3 separate regions of the Homo sapiens genome follow, and regions 2 and 3 are each linked to region 1. Evidence: chromatin loops called from intact Hi-C (ENCODE). Cell type or tissue: GM12878. All regions are shown on one strand. Region 1 overlaps LOC105378399 (a long non-coding RNA gene). Region 2 has its middle 120 kb from the start of LINC02650. Region 3 has its middle 210 kb from the start of LINC02650.

Evidence for each region. A loop is a pair of places that touch in the nucleus more often than their neighbours do. Peaks named below come from ENCODE experiments on the same cell type or tissue, not always from the same donor. Only the 100,000 strongest peaks of a DNase experiment are listed, where the experiment ranks them.
Region 2: a loop joins it to region 1, with 2.5 times the contacts of the local background. A loop is called at or near these places in 2 of 110 quality-filtered maps.
Region 3: a loop joins it to region 1, with 2.5 times the contacts of the local background. A loop is called at or near these places in 2 of 110 quality-filtered maps.

The regions. Positions count from the first base shown.
Region 1 is chr10:83,989,395-83,997,394 of GRCh38, reverse strand. It overlaps LOC105378399 (a long non-coding RNA gene), which reads left to right. Exons shown (of 4, transcript XR_946148.2): 2 at 4,498-4,650. Among named protein-coding and RNA genes, the nearest start is that of GHITM, 150 kb to the left of the region's middle. RefSeq lists enhancers at 1,282-1,451, 7,156-7,305. In GM12878, a CTCF peak has its summit at 4,794 (motif pointing right); DNase peaks (open chromatin) are centred at 4,874 and 7,094; H3K27ac peaks cover 1,765 bases.
Region 2 is chr10:83,797,958-83,805,957 of GRCh38, reverse strand. No RefSeq gene overlaps it. Among named protein-coding and RNA genes, the nearest start is that of LINC02650, 120 kb to the right of the region's middle. In GM12878, a CTCF peak has its summit at 3,790 (motif pointing left); no DNase peak of the experiment used is centred here.
Region 3 is chr10:83,883,648-83,891,647 of GRCh38, reverse strand. No RefSeq gene overlaps it. Among named protein-coding and RNA genes, the nearest start is that of LINC02650, 210 kb to the right of the region's middle. In GM12878, no CTCF peak of the experiment used is centred here; no DNase peak of the experiment used is centred here.

The DNA of each region.
Region 1 (8,000 bases):
TATTTAATTGAGAGCTATGGTTTATTTTGTTGCTTGAGCTAAATTGGGATCTGTACAAATAAAGAATATGAAAAACCATAGCTGCAGTCTTAGGAGAGCTCTAGTAAGAAAAGAGAGAAATTGTGTTTATAAAACCACAGGGTTGAGCTATTCTTCCTTTTTTTTTGGATTATTCTTCCATTTCTTGGTCTTTTTTGGCCAGAGTGCCAGGGCCAGTGATATTTTGGAGCCATCTGTATGGAGCCAGGAGGCCAGAAGCACACCCTGTCCTCCCTCCTTCCTTGGGATTGTTTTGAGCTCCAAATCAATGTACAAAATTTGTCCAGAGCCATAAGAAAGGCAACTGTTCATCCTTCCTCCTTAGCATGACAGTTGTAGCTGCCCTTTCTTCCCCTTGGTCTCTTGTCAGAACCAGGGAGCTTAAAGTGTAATGCCATTTCAATTTGTGCTTCTGAAGCTTGAACCAGGCTGTGCTGTTTAGGTGAAAGGCTTAAACACCTGAGAATAATCTTAGGTATTAAGTAAAAATAGCTCCCAGCATTTTATGCTTAAAATGGCAACTCTGTGTGTCCAAGGACTGTAGTCTTCTATATTTTCTAGCAAATAGAATTGCTGGGATGCTTGAATCTCAGAATTGGAAGTGATTTGGAGGTTAGCTCGTCTGAATTTGTAGAAGAAAAATGTCAATTGCAGAAAATTTTTCCCCTAGCTAATTTTGTAAACTAGCATTACTTCTCCCCAGCTTTTAGACTCAAAGAAACAAAATCCACAACAAGGAGGTCTCCCTTGTTTGCTCTTTTTCTTTGCTCAAAAATCTCAGTACTATGATAGATGTAGGTAGTGAGGGAAACCTGCCTTCAATCCAGGATGCCTAAATGTCGGGGAAATCTGCTGAACCCATCATGGCCCTGTCATAATAGATTTTTTATGCTCATCAGTTTTTCTGCAGTAGTCAGCCTCGAAGACCAATCGGGATTCCAGAAGATGAGGCTGAATCGTGACAGTCTACCTATAGAGGAGGGAGAGCTCTTTGATATTAATGTGCTGTGGCCCCTGCTCTCCACAGAACCTACTGACAGCCATTCCCAGCAGGGCTCAGGGCTGTTTGGAGGCTGCACACTTTTGTTCTGTAAACAGGGAAGAGGCATGAGCAAACTGCTTACCCGATTCTGAATCCAGCCTCCTTCTCAGGTCATACACCCTACTCAGTCTGTGACCTAATTACCCCTTCATATCTGAGGAGTAGCAGCAAAAGCCTTCCAGGAAGCCAAGGTGAGACAGGAAGAGGAAGCTGACAGGTTGTGGCCAGTTGATCCAGCCCTCTTCTCATTCCTCCTTGCCTCCTTGCTCTTTTCTCTGTCACCAGTGCATCTGAAGACAGTGCAGTGAGAAACTGCTGAGCCAGACATCTTTAAAACATGCCCTTTGTAAGTCATCACCATCTGTAGTCACAGTGAAGGGAGGACATCAAGCAGAAGTGGCTGCCTGCTCTCAGAGCCCAGTCCCCGGAGACTGCAGGCAACGGAGGAAAGATGCTCTCCTGCGTGTCAGCAAGGGCAGGCAAATGGCTGTTGCATTTGTTGAGATGTGGGGCTGATCCCAGCAGCTGTTCAGGCCCTCAGAGTGCTGTTTAGAATGTGCTGGAACTTCCAATCAAGCTGTTCTCTGCTGTGGTTGCTGGTTTTTTAAAAAGCTGGCTGCCTGCTTACCTCATATTTCTATGGCTTTTTAACAATTATGAGGACCCGGCCTGGCGCGGTGGCTCATGCCTGTAATTCCAGCACTTTGGGAGGCCGAGGTGGGTGGACCACCTGAGGTCAGGAATTCGAGACCAGCCTGGCCAACATGGTGAAACCCTGTCTCTACTAAAGCTATGAAAAATTACCCAGGCGTGGTGGTGGGCGCCTGTAATCCCACCTACTTAGGAGGCTGAGGCAGGAGAATCCCCTGAACTGGGGAGGCAGAGGTTGCAGTGAGCAGAGATCGTGCCATTGCACTCCAGCCTGGGCAACAAGAGCAAAACTCCTTCTCAACAACAACAACAACAACCAATTATGAGGACCTTTCAAACACATGCTACATTTCATTCTCGTGGTAGCTCATGTGAGGTATGAACTAGTTAACACATATATGTTCATATATATTGAACATATATATGTTATATGTATGAACATATATATGTTACAACATACATATGTAAACTAGTTCATATATAATGTAGTCTATATATATGTATATAATGTAGTCTTTCTCTATATATAAACTCAGAAAGGATAAATGACATGCCCCAAAGCAAACTCAATAAGTGGCAGAAAGCTCCACTATCCCATGATGTGGCCTCACCTTCCTGTTGAGCCTGATCATTCACAAAGTTCACTGTCCTGGTCACCTTTCTGAAGCATATATCAGTGGTTCTCAAACTTGAGTGTGCATCAGAATCCCCTGGCATGCTTGTTAAAGCATAGATTGCTGGAGTCACCTCCAGACTTTCTAAGGTCTGGGGTGGGCCTGAGAATTTTTATTTCTATCAAAATGCCCTGATACTGATGTTGGTCCATCAGCCACAATTTGAGAATCACTGGTATCTAGAAAATCACCTTTTTGTATTATAAAACCATTGTTAGTTTGCTGATTTTGGAAAACATTTCCATGTATATTAAGCAGTTTAATGTCAATGTAGGCCAGGCAAAGTCATGGGGTATTTAATTTAGAAAACACCTGTGGAGCTTCCATTGCTAAGATCAGTCTTGACCCTTTGCCTGGTATTTTCTTTATGCGGAGTAACTTCCAGCAGGCATCATTCCCTTCAGCAGCCATTTGATTGTCATAGTTTCGGTTCCTCCAGAGGTGGACTTTGAGACAAGGATTCTAGTGCAACAGCTGTTTGGAAAGTTTTGAAGATATTGATAGAACACAAGGCCTTTTCACCCCTGGAGCAAAGCCTGCTTCCTTATTTGTTAGCATATGTGCATAAATTAACTTGCGGAGATATTTGTGAATAAACTCATAAAAGCATACATGAACACACAAATATTTTATCTTATTCTTTTGGCCTCATAAATAGTTGAAAATCCTATACATTATTTTGCAGCTTAGGAAAGGAACGGAATGCACCCCAACTCCCATGAAAAAAAATGTAACATACTTCTTTGGACTTGAAGGTGTGGAGAGCCAAAGGAGTGCAGTGTGGGCAGGTGAAGTAGTGTAGGACACATGGGGTAGATTTATGGGGAACAGAAAAGACTCATGGTCTAGAACAAATACTCAGGGACAAAATGAATAACCCTACTGCAACCTTTAGACTAGAAAAGAGGCCCTTTGGCTTGAGGGACAGAAAGAGAGCTGGAGAAATGATAAGAACACTGATATTGAGAACCCCAGGACCCTTCTACTGGGTTCAGTCCTGGGAAAGTGGCTGAACTGCAGAGAAGAAACGGCAGTGGGTCAGGGACTTTAGCTGCAGGATGGTTCTTGCGTGCCTAGAAAGGCAGGGAAGCAGTGGAGATAGGCCCTGAGTCTGAAGAACACGATGACAGGGTCTGTCTCAATGACCCACGGCCAACTCACATGAACCAAAAATCTAGGGCTGGACAGGGTGGCAGACAGCTTACATGGATAGATGACTTTGAGGACCTGGGTTTCTGCTCCTGTTGCTGCTTTGGCACTACATAAGTCTCTTGGAAATAATGCCATCTTAAGCTGCAACTGAGTCATTCATACAAAAGGTAAAGAAAGTTATATTCACTTGACAGTTGAGTTTGTGGCTAGAGATTGAAGCTTGAGATGCAGGTAAGTTATGCTATGAAGTTTGAGGGCCACATAGAAGTGTGCCTTGGTCCATTGGTGACCCACAGGAGATAGTGACGGGTTCTCAGAGAAGGTCACCTTCCTGGAGGGGTTAGGCTTGAGTTAGGGTATAATAGATAAATATATATTCAATATATCTTATAGATAAACTTGTTAATGACATTTCCATTTTTAAACATGATTTTGCCAAATGCAGTTTTGCCAATTACAATATTTTCCGGGACCATAAGCCAGTGCCTAGTGAAAAATTACTAGAGATTCATTTCATATGTAACACCATTCCTCTCTTTCTAACAATTTTATGCATCATTGAGGCCAAGATCAAGTTCTTTTTCTCTAAAACTTAGCTGGCAGGCCAAGCCCATGCTATTCTTTTTCTCCCCCTTGTCTGTTTGGAAAGATTGTCAGTTCTGCACATTTTAACACTTTCGATCATGCATTATGTAGTCTTGTTCTCTCATCAATTCATTTGAGTTATCCTTGTCTTCCTGGATGGATTGTACCTCTGTGGAGGTTTCACTGAGTAGACATTCTCAAAGGTCAGGAACAGTCAAGGTTCCACTTAAAAGAAAAAAAAAATGTTTCTCTAATTCTTACTAAGATCTTGTGTGTATTGAAGCTGCTCTAAGTGCTATGCAGCTATTATTGTAGCCCCGTATAGTAGGTGCTATTATCATCCCTGTTTTACAGATGAACTCACTTAGATTGAGTCAAGAACCCACTGAAGACAATCATCAGAGCTGAGAAAATTAACTAAGAAAAAGATGCACGTGGCTGTAATTAGAAGAAAAACAGTTTGCCTGCTCTCATTTGGCTGAGCATTTTAAAAAACCTTTTCAATAAGTAAGTATTGAATGTTAACATGAGAACCTCTGCGTAGGTTGGCGATCATTTCTTCTATATAGGTTATGCTGAAGTTAATGGTCTAGTAACCATTTGATGGCTGGACCTTGCCATTCTCAATAGATCACTTTGCACAAGACCCCAGCAGGTGGTGCTATAACTGGCAAGCGGCTTCAGGCATGCCCCATTGCTCTCAGAGTGAATTTTCCCACGTCCTTGGGAGCCTGGGGTGGTGGGGTGGGGGTGGGGTGTTCCTTGCAGAGAAGGCTCTTACTCCTGTCTGTGTAAGTGCATGTTACCTACACAGGCCCTCCTCTGGCCCATCTCTGTGCTGCTGTGTTTGAATTGCTTCCCATTCATCCCACGGGGGAACAATCCTAGGGTTATAGGGATAGTCAAACACATGACAAACAGCCCAGCACTGGACAGATGAGGTTGAGACTAGTTTATTTATCACACACACTCATGGCCTGGGGAGAAAGACACTGTGCCACACAGGGCCACAACGGAGTTGAACTTGGGAACAGAGGCTGTGGGAGGCAGGCTCTGTGGTATCAAGAGGATAGGGGGACTCCTGCTTCCCACAGGGGAAGTGGTTAGTTTGTCTGAAATGTTTTATGGGCTGGGAGGGAACTAAGACTACCCACGCAGGGATAAGGAGGAGCTGCACCTGGTCCATTTGGTGATAAGGGTCTTTTGGCAAGGGATTCTTTTTTTTTGTTGTTTGTTTTTTGTTTTTTTGTTTTCTGAGATGGAATCTTGCTCTGTTGCCCAGGCTGGAGTACAGTGGTGTGATCTTGACTCACTGCAAACTCCGCCTCACAGGTTCAAGTGATTCTCCTGCCTCAGCCCCCTGAGTAGCTGGGATTATAGGTGCACACCACCACGCTTGGCTAATTTTTGTATTTTTAGTAGGAGACGGGGTTTTGCCATGTTGGCCAGGCTGGTCTCGAACTCCTGACCTCGTGATTGCCTGTCTCGGCCTCCCAAAGTGCTGGGATTACAGGCGTAAGCCACTGTGCCCGGCCAAGGGATTCTTATCCATGGTGTGAAGGAAGAGGAGAACTTGTGGTTAGGACATTCCAGGCCCTCCCAGTTTTGCCATGTATCAAGGCAGCAATTAATATTGAATCTTATTGTTAGGCCTTAAACCCCATGCTGTTGTGTGGCCCCACATGAACGTTCTTGCTTTATGTCTATATTTTTGCTCTAATTTTTTTTTTTTTGGTAGAGATGGGGACTTGCTATGTTGCTCAGGCTGGCCTTGAATTCATGGCATCAAGGGATCCTCCTGCTTTGGCCACCTAAAGTGCTGGGATTTTTAGGTGTGAGCCACCATGCCTGGCCTAAATTTTTTTTTTTTTTGAGTTGGGGTCTTCCTGTGTTTCCCAGACTGGTCTCAAACTCATGGGCTCAAGCAATCCTCGTACTTCAGTCCCCCAAGTAGCTGAGATAACAGGTGTAGGCCACTATGTGTGGCTATTATTATTATTATTATTATTTTTTTTTTTTGAGACGGAGTCTTGCTCTGTCACCCAGGCTGGAGTGCAATGGCGTGATCTCGGCTCACTGCAACCTCTGCTTCCTGGGTCCAGGCGATTCTCCTGCCTCAGCCTCCCGAGTAGCTGGGATTACAGGCACCTGCGTCATGCCCGGGTAATTTTTGTATTTCTGTAGAGAGGGGGTTTCACCATGTTGGCCAGGCTGGTCTTGAACTCCTGACCTCAGGTGATCTGCCTGCCTTGGCCTCCCAAAGTGTTGGGATTACAGGCATGAGCCACCACGTTGGGCCTATTTTTATTATTTTTTTAAGGGATAGGGTTTGCCGTGTTGCTCAGGCTGGCATGCAGTGGCTATTCACAGGCACGATTACAGCACGCTATAGCCTCAGACTCCTGGGCTCAAGCCATCCTTCTGCTTCAGCCCTCTGAGCTCTTCAGCTAAGAACATAGATTTCTGGCTCTTCCGATTCTTGCCTGAGACTTACTTTAGAATAGTTTTTCGGTTTCTTTCAAATTGAAAGAAGAGATCACTGGCACTTGGGAGGGGAAAAACTGGAGGATGTGTTCATTATTCAGTCCTCAAACCTCCCCAGGATTCATGTTGTATTTCTGAAACTAGACCACTAGGAAGCTCCAGACCTGCTTTGATCAGATGACCCTGAATAGTTAGGGTTCTTTCAGTTCCATGGAAAAGGAATCGACAAGATCTTCTTTAAGCATAAAAGGGGAGATTTGTTAAAAGCACACAGATTGGTCTAGGAGGGCACAGGACAGAGAGACGGCCAGCCCTCAGGAATGAATGGGAACTAGAAGCAGAGTTGCCCACAGTGTTTGCAGACCTTGTCCACCTTCCTCACCCCTGAAGGCCACCTCATTCCTCTTTCTTTGTGGTCAGGCCTTGTCTGCCACCAGGTCACATGGTAGAAACCGTGGTAAGCCCTCAACATAGCACTTGGATTTTCATTTCCTCTTTTCAATGGATTGGACCAGACTGAATGTTCTCAGTTCCAAATTGAAATTTCCTGAAGAAAGATGTCCGACTTGCTTATCTTGAGTCACTCCTGGACCAATGATCTGGAACCAGGGTGTATTAATCAGGGTTCTCCAGAGAAACAGAACCAATAGATATGATTATGGGGGCTGAGAAGTCCCATGATCTACTGTTTGCAAGCTGGGCACACAGAAAAGCTGGTGGTGTAATTTTAGTCTGAGTCTGAAGGCCTGAGAACCAGGAGCATTGATGGTGTGAAGTTCAGTCCAGAAGCAGAGGAAACCAATGTTCCAGCTCAACCAGTCAGGCAGAGAGAGAGAGAATTCCTTCTTTCCTTCCTTCCTCCCTCCCTCCCTTCTTTCTTTCCTTCCTTCCTTCTTTCCTTCCTTCCATTCCTTCCTCCTTCTTCCCTCCCTTTCTCTCTCTCTCTTCCTTCCTTCCTCCTTCTTCCCTCCCTTTCTCTCTCTCTTCCTTCCTTCCTTCCTCTTTCTTCCCTCCTTTTCTTCCCTCCTTTTCTTTCTTTCTTCCTTCCTTTCTTTTTCTTTCTTTCTTTCTTTTCTTTCTTTCTTTCTTTTCTTTCTTTCTTTCTTTCTTTCTTTCTTTCTTTCTTTCTTTCTGTCTTTCTGTCTTTCTCTCTCTCTTTCTCTCTTCTTTCCTTTTCTCTCTCTCTCTCTCTCTCCTTTCTGTTCTATTCAGGTCTTTAATTGGTTGGAAAGGCTCATCCTTTCCAACTAGGGAGGGCCATCTACTTTACTCAGTCTACCAATTCAAATGCTAATCTTATCCAGAAACACCCTCACAGACAGACACATTCAAAAATTATGTTTAACCAGCAGTTTTGTGGACACCCGATGATC
Region 2 (8,000 bases), 190 kb after region 1:
CCCCTTCCCAAATACATTCCCAGCTAAAGTAAAGCAATTAGGGCCCATTGATTAAAATTTACCCCATCCTCAAAGAAAGGCAATACCAAATATTTCCCAGTTACTACTTTTGGCATCAAGTCCAGTGTCTACTTCTCCTCTAGTTCTGTATGACCTTATATCAATATAATATGACCAAGAGATTAAATTGTAAAGTTAACAACAACTAATATACTCTATGTACAATAATAGGGTAAAGAAGAAAAAATAAAAGAGACATTACTTACAGCACTAAAAATGTGACATAGCAATAAGAATAGCTAAAGTCCTTATTTCCTTAATGGTAATAGGACCTTAAGTTGTGTTTATGAGTTGTATTAACTGCTGCATATTCTCTTTTTCTTCAGAGAAATTTTTAGTTGGTCAAGATTCTTTGCAAATGATGTCACCCAAATGCTAATTCTTCAGAGATTTGGTCCTCAGTGGTCCTTCATGCATTTGGCTACAGTAATTTTCTGTTACATTTTACTAAGAACATGGTAGTATAAGGAAACTTCCTAGGGAATCCTTGGGCTTTATACATACTTATCTATTTATTTCTCCCTTTTTCATTGATGGTCAAAATTGATTTTATTGTAAAAAATGTAATGTGATGTAAATGTCTTCTTTTTTTTTGATATGGTCATATAGAGCATGAGGAGTCAAAAACTGACCATTTATCTGTTTCAACTTCTAATTCGATGAAAATAAAGTTATGCTTCCTAGAGGAAGTATTTCTCTGTTGAGTCTTAAAACTTTTAATGAAGGAGAAGTATCACGGAAATACTATGAATGGGGAATTCATTGTGATAGTGAGATATTCTATTACAAATTCCATCTCTTATTTTGCCACCTTTTTATTTAGGCTATGAGATAAAACTCACACACACACATACACACACACACACACACACACATGATTTTTATCCCATAGCCTATATATATATATTTGATTAGAACATAAGTTGCTCTCAAGGACAGAGGCCAACCTGTCAAGTTATTGTATCTCATTGTGTGTAATATCCACGTCTTCTATAAGTCATTGCCAATAGATGAGAAGGTATGCAATAATACCAATGGACCCCAATGAGCTTAGAAGAAATGCTTCCCTATTTAATAGAAAAAATGAGACTTTGTTGAAGATGCAATCTTGTGTGTAAAACTATGATGAAAAAGCATTCCATAAATTCAAGTATGATGGTGCTATCAGAAGAACAGCAGAAAAGGCAAACAAATTCAAGGGAGCAATAGTCAGATAAACCTCAGTGAAGAAAAATCAATTTTTAAAAATTCATGCATAACTTTCCTGTTTCCTTGACCACTTTGTTAATGAGTCTCAGCACTGGGGTGGCTGAGGGAAGAAAGCTTATTGTCTTATACAGAGTAGGTAAAGAATACCAAATGAATCATTAAGAGCTTTTGCATAAAGGGTTTTTTAAAAATGAAATTCATATGGGACTCAGATATTCTCATAACATGAGCATGTTTTAAGAGGTCTGTCTTCATAACTCTTATACAAATGTCCTTATCACAAATTATGCAATCTCATTCCTTCGAAGTCCCTGGCCATTAAGCACTTTCTAGTTTCTCTCTCCTTCTAGAAACAGTGAAGAAGATGTACTAATCAAAGTTCTAATCACTGGAAGAATATCTCTTTCCCAGTGTTTTGAGTCCCCAAGTGGGGCTTTAATGCCAAAGAACTTCAGTTTTGGCACATGACAACATATTGTGTGGAGGTGGTTGATTCTCACTGATCTTGTCCCAGTGAGCTGGTAATAGGAAACTCTCAATGAGGCCATGGGTGTGGGTCAAGGTGGGATAGTAAAAGGGAAGTAGGCATATTGAGAGTGCTTCTAGAATTTGATTGTGACCTGTTTGGGCCCAGGCTTTTATATTTCACTTCTACGTGATGATGGTGAGCTGCTAGGAGTGCCTAATTTAATGTTGCATGGATCAGATGACTCTTGGTTTGTGATGGAAAGCCTTGGTGTTATCTTCTTCTGGTACCCCGTTATTGGGCATTAAGTTTTTACCAAAAGCCAATAGCAAGTCAGGAGCTGTTATTTAAGAATAATACAGGCATGGATTGGCTTCAAATCCTGAGAGTGTTGCTGTACTTCTCCTGGTTGAGTATTCGCCTGAGATCTTGAAGCATCCCAATCTTCTAAAAATACTTTAAGATAATCACTGCATCCACTATGTTCTAAAGCTTGAGATAGATAGACAGTCTGAGACATCTGAAAACCCTTCTGATATGGTCTGTATCTGTGTCTTCACCAAATCTCATGTTGAAATGTAATGCCCTGTGATGGAGGTGAGGCCTGGCGGGAGGTGTGTGAATCATGGGGGCAGACCCCTCGTGAATGGCTTAGCACCATCTCCTTGGTGAGGGGTGAGTGAATTCTGTGAGATCTGGTTTTTAAAAGTGTGACATGCCTCCTTCCTTCTTGCTCCTGCTTTTGCCATATGATGTTCCTGCACCCACTTTACCTTCCTCAATGAGTGAAAGCTCCCTGAAACCTCCCCAGAAGCCAAATAGATTTTGGTGCCATGATTGTACAGCCTGAAAAACCATAAGCCAATTAAGCTTCCTTTCTTTATAAATTACCCAACCTCAGATATTTCTTGCTTTTTTTTTTTTTTTTTTTTTTTTTTTGAGACAGAGTCTTGCTCTGTCACCCAGGCTGGAGTGCAGTGGCGCAATCTTGGCTCACCGCAAGCTCTTCCTCCCGGGTTCACACCATTCTCCTGCCTCAGCCTCCCGAGTAGCTGGGTCTACATGAGCTCACCACCACGCCCAGCTGATTATTTTTGTATTTTTGGTAGAGACGGGGTTTCACTGCGTTAGCCAGGATGGTCTCCATCTCCTGACCTCATGATCTGCCCACCTTGGCCTCCCAAAGTGCTGGGATTATAGGAGTGAGCCACTGCACCCAGCCCCCCAACCTCAGATATTTCTTTATAGCAATGCAAGAATGGCCTAACACACCTTCCTTACTCTAGGTTACACTTTAATTCGACCACATTATTTAGGTAAATTCATCAAAGTGTGTATTCAATTAATCACATTTAACAAAGTGCACACCCAAATGTGTATATGTTGCCTCAAAAATTAAAATGGGCAGAGATTTCTGGCATGAAAATAGAGGTGTAGACACACATTGGCTTCACTCCTCCCACAGAAAACCAAAAACAAATACATAGCCTTGAGATTATCACCAGCAACATCCTAGAACTCAAATATGAGGATGAGTCAGTCCCCAGGGCCATAGAAAAGTTAAAAATCTCTGACCAGATGGCAAGAGAATAAGACTTTCATATCTCCGACACCTTTTCTTCCATCTGCCTGGTATCAGGCATGTGGAAATTTTTCCCTGACTCATAATTTCTTCACTGGAAAAAGTGAGATTGAGTTGGACAACCAACTTTCTCACCATCTTGGGTTCTTTGGCAGGAGAACTGTCCATGCCTCAACCCACAGGAAGCATGGAGGCATATCCCTATGGACAGCGAGAGACAATGGAGGAAGATAGGACTACCATGCCCAGCCTTAGACACTCTGTTCTATAACTTGGCCAAAGAACACAATGAATCAGAGTGGCTGTTCAGCAGGACCATGCTGTAAAATGCATGTTCCACAGGTTCCCCTAGACAGCCTTTCCACACTGCCAAGATAGCCCTTTTGGGACCTTACCTATTCCAGATGGGCACACATCTGATCATTTGCTAGAGCCAAGGCAAACCTTGGCTTAGGCTCCATCTACTGACAAAAAGGAGGCAGTGACCTAGTGGAAACAAAAATACATTCAATAGGTAAAGTACAAAGAATATCAAAGTAAACATATCCAATAAAACTCAAAATAATCCTGACAAAGAAGACTGGAATAAATAACTAATCCTTTAATTTAAAGACATATACATAGACCCATAAGAAACAACAGCAAACAGGGAACCATGACCTTCTCAAAAAGACAAAGCAAAAATCTAATAGGATCCAATGACTGATTCTAATGAGATGGTGATTTGTGAGCTCTCCGACCAAGAATTCAAAATGGCAGTTTTAAGGAAACTCAGTGATCTCCAAGAAACACAGAAAATCAATTCAGAAATGTATCAGAGAAAGTTAACAGAAATTGAAATAGTAACAAATCAAACAAATCTTGAAATTGAGAAATACATTTGCTGAGCTAAAAAATTAATTTCAACAGCAGCATAGATTAAGCAATCAGTGAACTCAAAGACAGGTTATTTGAAATTACACACTCAGAGAAGAGAAAAAAAGAATGAGAAGAAATGAAGATAACCTACAAGATACAGAAAAGAACCTCAAATACCATATCTAAAAATTATTGGTGTTCAAAAGGGGGCCGTGATGGTTAATATTGAGTGTCAACTTGATTAGGTTGAAGGATGCAAAGTATTGCTCCTGGATGTGTCTGTGAGGATGTTGCCAATGGATATTAACATTTGAGTCAGTGGACTGGGAGAGGCAGACCCACCCTCAATCTAGGTGAGCACCATCAAATCAGCTGCCAGAGCAGCCAGAATAAAGTAGGCAGGAGAAGATGGAAGAGCAGACTTGCTGAGTCTTCCAGCCTCCATCTTTCTCCATTGCTGGATGCTTCCTTCCCTCAAACATCAGACTCCAAGTTCTTGAGCTTTTGGACTCACACCAGTGATTTGCCAGGGGCTCTCAGGCCTTTGGCCACAGACTGAAGGCTGCTTTGTTGGCTTCCCAACTTTTGAGACTTTAGGACTGGACTGGCTTCCTTGCTCCTCAGCTTGCAGACAGCCTATCTTGGGACTTCACCTTGATTCATGTGTGTCAATTATCCTAATAAACTCCTTTGCATATATACATATATCCTATTAGTTCTGTCCCTTTAAAGAACCCTAAGGCAGGGGCTGAGCAGGAGCAGGGGATAGAAATTTTATCCAAGGAAATAATAAGAGAAAACTTTCCAAAATTTGAAGAGGATAAAATATCCAGGGACAAGAAGGTCAAAGAACACCAAACAATTTGATCCAAGTAAGATGACCCCAAAGCTTATAGTAATCAAACTCTCAAAGGTCAAGGACAAAGAGAAAAATTTAAAAGCAGCAAAAGAAGCAAATAACATATAAAATAACTCCAAGAACTCTGAGAATAGGCCTCTCAATGGTAACCATACAGGCCAGGAGGGAGTGGAATGACATTTTCAAACTCCTCAAAGAAAACTAAAACTGCCATCTGAGCATACTTTACCAAGCAAATTTATCCTTCAGATATGAAATAGAGATAAAGTCTTCCCCAGACAAACAGAAGCTGAGAGAATTCACCACCACCAGACTTTTCTTACAAGAAATGATAAAGAGAGTTCTTCAATCTGAAAGAAAAAAAGCACTAATGTGCAAAAAGAAAATGTTTGAAGGTATAAAATCCAATGGAAAAATTACAAATAGACTAAAAAATACATCTAAAGGAAGAGATAGGCTGAAATACAATAATAGCAGGGGACATCAATGTCTCAGTCTAAGTAATGGACAGATCATTCTGACAGAAAATAAAACAACACAGGAGTTAAACTACACACTAGATCAAACAGCCCTAACACACACAGAAGATTTCACCCAACTGCTATATAATACACATTCTTTTTGCCAGCATATGGAACATTCTCCAGAAAAGACCATGTCTTAAATGACAAAACAAGTGTGAACAAATTCCAAGAAAATAGAAATTATATCAAGTATCTTCTCTGACCACAGGGGAATTAAACTAGAAGTGAACAACAAGGGAAACCTCAGAGACAACACCAAAACAAAGAAATTAAACAACATGCCCCTGAACAACCAGTGGGTTAATGAAGAAATAAAGAAAGCAATTTTAAAAATTCTTGAAACAATGAAAATGGAAATGCAACACACCATAAGCTATGGAATACAGCAAAAGCAGTGCTAAGAAGGAAGTTCACAGCAAAAAATGCCTATATGATAAACTCAGAAAGACTTGAAATAAACAACCTAATGATGCACTTCAAAGAAGCAGAAAATCAAGAATGAACCAAACCCAACATTAGTAGAAATAAATGAATAATAAAGATCACAGCAGACATAAATAGAATTGAGACTAAAACAAAACAAACAAAAAAACAGATAAATAAACAGAAATGAAAAAGGGAACATAACAACTGAAACTTCAGAAATGCAAAGAATCATTCTGGACTTTTCACCAGTAAATTGAAAAACCCAGATAAGTGGATAAATTCCTGGACATATGCAGTCCACTGAGATTGAACCAGGAAGAAATAAAAAACCTCAATAAAGGGCATGCAAACAGGAAGAGTGAAAGTCAAACTATCCCTGTTTGAAGACTATGATTCCATACCTAGAGAATCCCATAGTCTCTGCCAAAAAGCTCCTTAATCTAATAAACAATGTCGGCAAAGTTTCAGGATACAAAATTAATGTACAAAAACCAGTAGCATCCCTATATACCAAAAATATCTAAGCTGGGGGCCAAATCATGAAATGCAATCCCATTCACAATAGCCACAAAAAGAATAAAATACCTAGCAATACTGCTAAGCAGGGAGGTGAAAGATTTCTAAAATGAGAATTACAAAACACTGCTCAAAGAAATCATGTAGGATAAAAAATGGAAAAACCTTCCATGCCCAGGGATAGAAAGAATCAGTGTTGTTAAAATGGCCATACTGCCCAAAGCAATTTACAGATTCAATGTTATTCCTATCAAACTACCAAGGACATTCTTCAGAGAATTAGAAAAAAACTATTCTGAAGTTCATATAGAACCAAAAAAGAGCCTGAATATCCAAGATGATCCTAAGCAAAAAGCACAATGCTGGAGGCATTATGTTACCGGACTTCAAACTATACTACAAGGCTACAGTAACTGAAACTATGGTATTGGTACAAAAACAGACACACAGGCCAATGGAACACAACAGAGAACCCAGAAATAAAGTTGAACACCTAAAACCATCTGATCTTCAACTAAGTTGACGAAAACAAACAATTGGGAAAGTCTCACTATTTAATAAATGGTGCTGGGACAACTGGCTAGCATAAGCAGAAGATTGAAACTGGACCCCTTCTTTATACTATGTGCAAAAATTAACTCAGGATGGATGAAAGACTTATAAAAACTATAAAAATCATGGGAGATAACTGAGGAAATACCATTCTGGACATAAGACCTGACAAATATTTTGTGATTAAGATGCCAAAACAATTGCAACAAAAACAAAAATTGACAAATGGAACCTAATTAAACTAAAGAGATTCTGCACAGCAAAAGTAACTATCAACAGAGTAAACGAATAACCTAAAGAATGAGAGAAAATATTTGCAAACTATGCATCTATCTAAGGTTTGATCCAGAATCTATAAGCAAAAAACAAACGACCCCGTTAAAAAGTGAGCAAAGTACATGAACACTTTTCAAAAGAAGACATACACACAGCCAATAAGCATATGACAAAATGCTCAACATCACTGATCATTAGAGAAGTGCAAATCAAAACCACGATGTGATACCATCTTGCACCAGTAAAAATGGCTATTATTAAAAAGTAAAAAAAACAACAGATGCTGGCAAGGATGCAGAGAAAAGGGAATGCTTATATACTGTTGATGGGAATGAAAATTAGTTGAGTGATTGTGGAAAACAGTTTGGTGATTTCTCTAAAAAAATTAAAACAGAATCATCATTCAGCCTAGCAATATCACTACTGGGTATATGCCCAAAGGAATGTAGATTGTTCCGCTATAAAGATACGTGCATGCTTATGTTCATTGCAGCACTATTCGCAATGGCAGAGACAGAATCAACCTGAATTCCCATCAACGGTAGAATAAGTTTTAGAAATGTGGTACATATACACCATGGAATACTATGCCATTATAAAAAAGAATGAGATCATGTTTTTTGCAGCAACATGGATGAACCTGGAGGTCATTATCCTAAGTGAACTAATGCA
Region 3 (8,000 bases), 110 kb after region 1:
ACTTCATATCTTCTCTTTCAAAGTTTAAATTTCTACTTTGCATTATATTTTATAATTACATCAATAGTTATTTAGAAAAAAACTCAAATTTTACAAGTTCTATTCCTTTCTTTATTATTTCTATATTTTACCTTAAATATAATTGAGTTTTTGCACATTTTTGGAGGTTGCAGAGCTTTGCATTTTTGTTAAGGAAAGATACATATGGTGGTATGTTTTCTGAGTCTTAGCAAGTATAACGCTTTCAGCTGGCCTTGTACATAAATCATATGGTGACTGGGTGTAGAATTTTGGGTGGCAATGAATTTGTTATCCAAAATTCCAGAGTGCTCTCCTTCCAGCCGTGACAGAGTAACTGGCATTAGATGTTTCCTTCCACTGAAAACAACTATAAAATTAGACAAAATATATGAGCCATTGGACAGCAAACAGTACAGGATGCTGACTCTTGAGAGAAGGGAGACAAACAAGGTGATCCTTGTGATTGTGGTGGCTTTTTGTCTGAAGGCACTTTCCTTGTACAAAGCAGAGAAGGTGGACCCAAGTGGAGCAACATTCTCTGTGAGTTGACAATTCAAAAATAAGTGTTCTAGGATGCTGAGGCAGTTGGAATTTGCACAGAAGGGTAGCTGAGAAGAGAAAGTTACATGGAAACAGGTGGGGAGTGCCAAAGAAATCTGCATGGATGTCTTACAGCATGATTCCCTGAACAAGGGCTTGGACAGCGTGGGTCCTCCATAGCAGGATCCTTGAACAAGAGCTGAGCTGCCCACACACAGGGAAAGGCTTTACGAGGCCAAGCAGAGATTGCCTACTTTGGGTCAAAAGCTGAATGGTGTGTCAGAGAACAGGATAAGAGATACGAGAGTTTCAGATAAGATAGAGTACAGAGATGCCACCAAGTACCTTAGACTTTCTATTGGAAACAAATATTACATCACAGGAGTTAAGACAACACATTCTAGGATTAAGGGTACAATCTTTAGGATTATAGATCCTACTTAATAAAGCATAAAATCATGACTCATTTGAAGACAGATTAATAGAAATTTAACAAAAATGAAGAGAACTTCAGAGAAATATAGAACAGCATCAAGAAAATTAACAAATGTTAATTGTAGTTCTATAAGGAGAAGAGAGAGAGAATGGGGCAAAAAGGGCTTGAAGTAATAAAGGTGGGCAAGTTCTCACATTTGGTGAAATACTGAATTTACAGATTCAGAAAGTTTAGGAAACTCCACACAGAAAAAATACAAAGAACACCAAACTTACATACATAATAGGAAAACTGCTTAAAAATAAACCAAACCAAAAAGTGCAAGGGAACAATAATACAAACTAAAAAGCTTAGGGTTATGTACAACTAGACTAACCTACTGTTGAAAGGTTATTCAATTTTCTTTTGTAGGGGTATAATGTTAACTATAATAGAGCCAAAATAATTTTAGAATATATATTGTAATCCCGAGGATAACTGTTAATGTAAAATACAGTGAAAAAGCCAACAGAAGAATTAAAATTTAATTTTAAGGAAATAATTACTGTAAAAGAAGGCAAGAAAGGAGGTACAGAGGACCAAAACAGAGATAAGAAAAATAGAAACAATTAGTAAGTTGCTAGACTTAAATGCAATCTCATTAAAGATTACATTGTCAATGGCTTAAACATTACAACTGCAGAGTGTCAGATAATATTTTTTAAAAGCCCTATCTATATTACCCACATAAGATGCAAATTAAATATAAAAGTACAGATAAGTTGAATGTAAAAGAATGAAATAAAATATATTATGCAGATTATTGTAAGAAAGCTGGAATTATTATATTAGCATCATAAAAAATAGTCTTCATGACAAGGAGTATTATCAGCATTAAAGATGGATATTTTATAAATGTGAAAGGGCCAGTTAGTCAAGAAGATATAACAGTCATAAATGCATATCTATCCAATAAAAGAGCTTTAGATACATGAAGCAAATTGTGACATAGGAGAAATAGACAAATCAACAATTGTGGTTGGAAATTTTAAAGGTCCCCTTTTCAGTAATTGATAGAGCAACTGGAAAAAAATTGAAAGGACAGAGAAGTTAGGAAAATGGGTCAGGAAGAGGAGTAGGGACCAGCAGAAGAAACTGAGAATGACAGTCCAGTGACATAGGAGGAGAAACAACAGAGAATAATGTCCCAGGGGCCACAATATCAAAAGTTGTTGAAAGGGTGGATAGTAAGAGGATGAAGAATTGATCTTAGATTGGTAGCCTTGAGAGATGTTTCATTGGGATTATGGGGGAAAAGGATTTATTGATGTAAGTTTAAGAAGAAATGGAGGGTAGTGAGAATAGGTAACTTTTTTTTTTTTAAGACAGGAACTCACTCTGTCACCCAGGCTGGATGCAGTGACATGGTCATAGCTTACTGCAGCCTCGATATCCCAGGCTCAAGCAATCCTCCTGCCTAAGCCTGCCAAGTAAGTGGGACTACAGGCACAGACCACCACACTTAGCTATTTTTTTTTTTTGTTTTTGATTTTTAGTAGAGATGAGGTCTGGCTATGTTGCCCAGGCTAATCTTGAACTCCTGAACTCAAGCAATCCTCCCGCCTTAGCCTCTGAAAGTGCTGGGATTACAGGTGTGAGCCACTGTGCCTAATCTGCAATGCATACCTGAATATTAAAAGTTCTGAGAAGTCCTAGTGAAAGAAATCTATTAAATATTTCTTCAGCCAGTGTTCCTCAAATTTATTTCAGCTCCATTTTTGAACGTAACTTCTACTAACTTCCCATAGTGCTGGAGTGTGATGGAAATTGTTTTGGAAGATGCTGAGGTGGAAAAGGCCTCCTAATCTTCTGAACTCCTGAAGTACTTTCTCTCTTCCTCTGGTAAGGCATTTAGCTCTTTCTGTTTTGTAGATATATATGTAATTCAGGTTTATCACAAAGATGGGCATTCTTTGAGGAGAGACGGCTGATGACGAAGTCACATTTATCTCTGGTGCCCAGCACTGAGCCTTGCACAGAGCAATGGCTCCCGGCATGTAGATTGAAAGAGAATGTACATATTACTAAGGGGATTTCAATGGAAAGTTTCTAGGCCACACTGCATGTAATGTCACATTATCTTCTATTTGTATCTTCACATCCCTCCTTTGCTCTTTCCCTCCCAGCCTCTAGTATCCACTCTTTTACTTTTTACTTCTATGAGATCAATTTTTTTTTTTTTTTTAGCTTCAACATATGAATGAGAACATGAGGTGTTTAACTTTGTGTTCCTGGCTTATTTCACTTGACTAATGTCCTCCAGTTCAATCCATGTTGCCTCAAATGACAGGATTTCATTCTTTTTGTGGCTGAATAGTATTCCATTTATAATGCCATTATTCAAAAACTTTTTTAAAATAAGTTTTTTTTTTTTTTTTTTGGTAGAGCCTAGTCTTGAACTCTTAGCCTCAAGAGATCCTCCTGCCTTGGCCTCCCAAAGCACTGGGGTTACAGGTGTGGGCCATTCCACCTGATCTCAACAACTTCTTAACGTTTTTTCTTTTGATCATGTCCACTTCTCTTTCTCAGAGAAAACATGAAATAAAATACTGCATCCTGAACACAAAATACTCCTTTTAGCAACTAAAGGTGAGTGTGAATGAACTCTGATCCCTACAACGGTTTGATGGGAAAAGTAGAAAACAGCCAAAAAATTCCATATTTGAGTCTAGAAATTTTACTACAATGGTGGAGAAACATTTAGTTGCAGTAGATTTTCTTACTCCAATACTTTCTCTTGAGGAGTCGATTGCTGAGGCAACCGGAGGATCCAGAGATCAACACAGACAACTCCTGTTTCTTCAATAACCTTCACTGATGTCTTTACATGCAAGGTGGAGGGAAGGTGAGAGATTTTCAATACTTGTTCAACTTGCTTAGATCTTAGTGATTTAATGGCCTTTTGTCAGATAATTAAGATTTTCCTCCTGGATGCAGATGTTCAAAGAGCTTGGTTTTAAGTAGTGTTTATTTCATATGAACAGGACTTGATCCTTTCATCTGTTTAGAATCACCCAATAATACTCCTCTTTCAAAAAGGATTTAGCTCTCAGACTATTTTATCACCCACTTTTTTTTTGGACCAAAGTGAGAAGACAAAACAAAACACTTTACTATGTGTTTGAATTTGTCTTCTCTTAATAAGAATGCGGAAACACAGTCTGGCCACCCTCATTCCTTTTATCACTTTGTTCACAGCTCTTATGCTATCCATAAAAGCTACATTTACAACTAGAACACTAAGATTTTTATCCTCAGGTTTTATCCACTTCATGAATAAAAATGCCTCTGATCTACTTTGCAAGGTGGAAAGCAGGCTTGAACTTGTGCTTAGAGTAGGATAAAGTTTAGCTAATGTTTATGTCATTTATGAGAAGGGTTCATTTCACCTTGGTCTTTGTGTCCTCTGTACAGTCATCATTGCTCAGATACTGGGCTTCTGTTTGAGCACATCTTCTTCCTCACTTACACTGGAGTGGCCAGTTTCCAGCTAAGATCCAGCCACTTCACCATCGGCCTCTACTGTAGTATCAATCACACAGACTCAGAGCGGCGTCTTGTTTGCGGCCAGTTGTTGTGGGAATGGCTTTTCTGAGGTAATGCTCTCAGCGTTTGCATACAGCTGAATAAACAGTCTTGTTTCATTTGAAAGCTCTTGACCATGAGGTTTTTTCATTCATTTGATAGTTATTTCTTATTCACCTAATGTGTGTCTACTCCATTTTCTTCAGGATTTTTTTGTTTAGGCTGTTTTCTTCAAATAGCTGTCATTTGAAGTTGCCTTAAATTTACATTGTGAAGATCTGTTTATAACCAAGCATGCTTTCTTTCTCCTTTCCAGCTCTGTATAAATAATCCTACACATCCATCAAGTCTCAGCTAAAATGTTTCTTTCTCAATGAAGCATCCCCGCATAATTTTAGGTTTTAAATGTCTTGATGGCTCCATTTCCTCAGATCTCAAATCTCTGATGCTTTGGGAGCCAATCTACACTTTCACTTCTTGTTATATTTCACATGCGTAACTCAGAGACACTGCCATTGTTACAGAACTAGAAATGCTTTCTGAAATTACTCACCATTCTTTTAAACGCAGAGTTAAGCTTACAAGAAAGAAAGCATAATTTGTATGTGCTAGAAATGAGAAGGTTTCTGGAAAGCAGACTGGTAAGGATGGAAGCTAATCCTTCAGTGGCCTTAGTGGGTGGTCGCAGATTGTAGAATTCAGCCAGCTAGGGGTGTGACTCTGAAAACACGCATGCAGAATGAAAGTAAGTCCTGCCATTGCACATGGCAGCATGCTGAAACTGAGACCCCTGCATAAAGCAGTGAAGGTAGAAGGACCGCGGTGGGTGAGTGGGAAAGACAACCAGAAAAAATGCACTTTCCAACACAGACACAGGCAGACGGCAAAAAAATTTTCTGTTGCTGCTTGGACCCTGGGTAGGAAAAACATTCCCTAGGATAATTTGTGACCATGGGTTTGTGTCCCCAACAGTTGAAGTTCTAATTTTTATAATTAGTTGGCTCAGGGATCCTCAAGCTGAAGGGAATCTGAATTTTAAAACTTCATGTGAGAAAAATCATAAATAACTGCATGCTGATAAATTTGAATATTTTAGTGAAGAATCCTTTATATTCACTATATTCATCAAAATAATTTATAAAGAAATATAAAATTCCCATAAAAAGAGGTGAATCAGTTATTAGCAATTTACCCAGTTGCTCCAATGTTAATGAAAAATAGATCCAGACTATGTACAGACATCTTCTTCCAATCCTTTGAGCAATAGATAATCTTTATGCAAATATTTTCAGAGAATAGAAAAGAAGGAAAACATCCCAGTTAATTTTGTAAGGTCATTAGCACCTTGATTCCAAAATCAGGCAAAGGCATCATGAAAAATAAGATTTGCAGGTTAATTATGGTCAGAGAGGCAAAAGTCCTAAATGAACTATTAGCAGACTAAACCTAGGGGTGTCTGAGTGTGTGTGTGTTTGTGTGAAAGAGAATGGGAAGGAGAATATCGAAACACATTCATATTATTTATGAAATAATTCATGCTATGTAGGTTCTTCCCAGAAATGTAGTGGTAGGTTTTGTTTGCTTTGTTTTTGTTTTGGTTTGTTCTGTTGTTTTTTTTTTTTTAGATATAGGGTCTAACTATATTGCTTAGGCTGGCCTTGAACTTCTGGGCTCAAGCAGTCCTCTCGCTTCAGTGTCTGAGTATCTGGGTCTACAGGTGCATGTCACCACACCTGGCTCATAGGGGTAGTTATAGTTGAAAAAAGGTAACTAAAAATCTTTTAAAACAGAAATGAAAGGGAATGTCTCCTAACTAAAGATGGTATTTACTAAATGCCTGCAGTATTTATCATGCTAAACAGTGAAATACTAGAAGCATTGCCTAAAAAGTCAGCTATAAATCAAGAATACCCTCTATTACTATTTCTATTCAGTATTGCATTGGAAATTTGAGGCAGTATACTAATATTGGGTTGAACCACATAAAATTGATGATAATCAAGTATTTCTGGCTGATATGGTTTAGCTGTGTCCACACCCAAATCTCGTGTTGAATTGTAGCTCCCATAATCCCCATGTGATGTGGGAGGGACCCAGTGGGAGGTAATTTAATCATGGGGGCAGGTTTTCCCATGTTGTTCTCATGATAGTGAATAAGTCTCATGAGATCTGATAGTTTTATAAAGGGGAATTCCCCTACATATATGCTTTCTTGCCCGCTGTCATGTGCCTTTGTTCCTTCTTCAGCTTCCACCGTGATTGTGAGGCCTCCCCAGCCATGTGGAACTGTGAGTCCATTAAACCTCTTTTTTTTTTTTTTTTTTTTATAAATTACCCAGTCTCTGGCATATCTTTATTAGCGTGTGAGAACAGACTAATACACTGACCAACAATCTAATTTTAGGAAAGAAAGAGAAGACATGGAGTTTAAAAATGAAGAACTCAAAGTAATGTTACTCATAGAAAATATGCTTATCTGCATAGAAAATTTAAGAGATTTTACAAAAAGTTATTTGAACCAAAGAGCTCACAAAATTGCTGGACACAAGATTAATACTCAAAATCCATTGTGTATTAACACATAGCAACAAATAATTTAAAAAAATTTAATACCAGTATGGAGACAAAACTATGGGATTAGAGATAATGTATAGAGATAAAATAACGAAACATGACCTAAAGACTTAAGAGCTAAGTTATAGCATGAGTCAACATTATAAGGATTGTTATTATCAAAAAATTATTTCATAAACCATGAGATTATGATCAAAATTTCAACAAGGTATTTATAGAACTCAGTGTTCTGATTCTAAGATTCTAAGGGAAAAGGAGGCCAAGAATATGTACAGCCAAACAATAAGAAGCTATAATAGTTAAGACAGTTTGATATTTGCACAGTGAGTTCATTTTTGTGTTGCCATAAAGAAGTACCAGAGGCGGGGTAATTTATAAAGAAAAAAGGATTAACTGGCTTATGGTTCTGCATGCTGTAGAGGAAGCATGGTGCCAGCATCTGGTCCTGGTGAGGGCCTCAGGAAGCTTACAATAATGACGGAAGGCAAATCGGGAGCAGGTTCATCGCGTGGCAAGAGTGGAAGCAAGAGAGAGAAGACAGAGGTCCCAGACTCTTGTAAACAACCAGATCTTAGCATGAATTGAGAGTGAGAACTCCCTCATTACTGTGAGGACTTCACCAAGCCATTCATGAGGGATCTGCTCCCATGACCTGGACACCTCCCACCAGGCCCCACCTCCAACAGCAGGGATCACACTTAAACATGAGATTTGGAGGACACATACATGCAAACCATATCACATAGGCTTAGTCAAATAGAATAATAGTATAGAAGAGAGAACTCAGAGACAGAACTACACATGAAACTGAGCTTGATACATGGTGAATGGTATTAAACATGGCAGAAAACAGATGGACTATTCA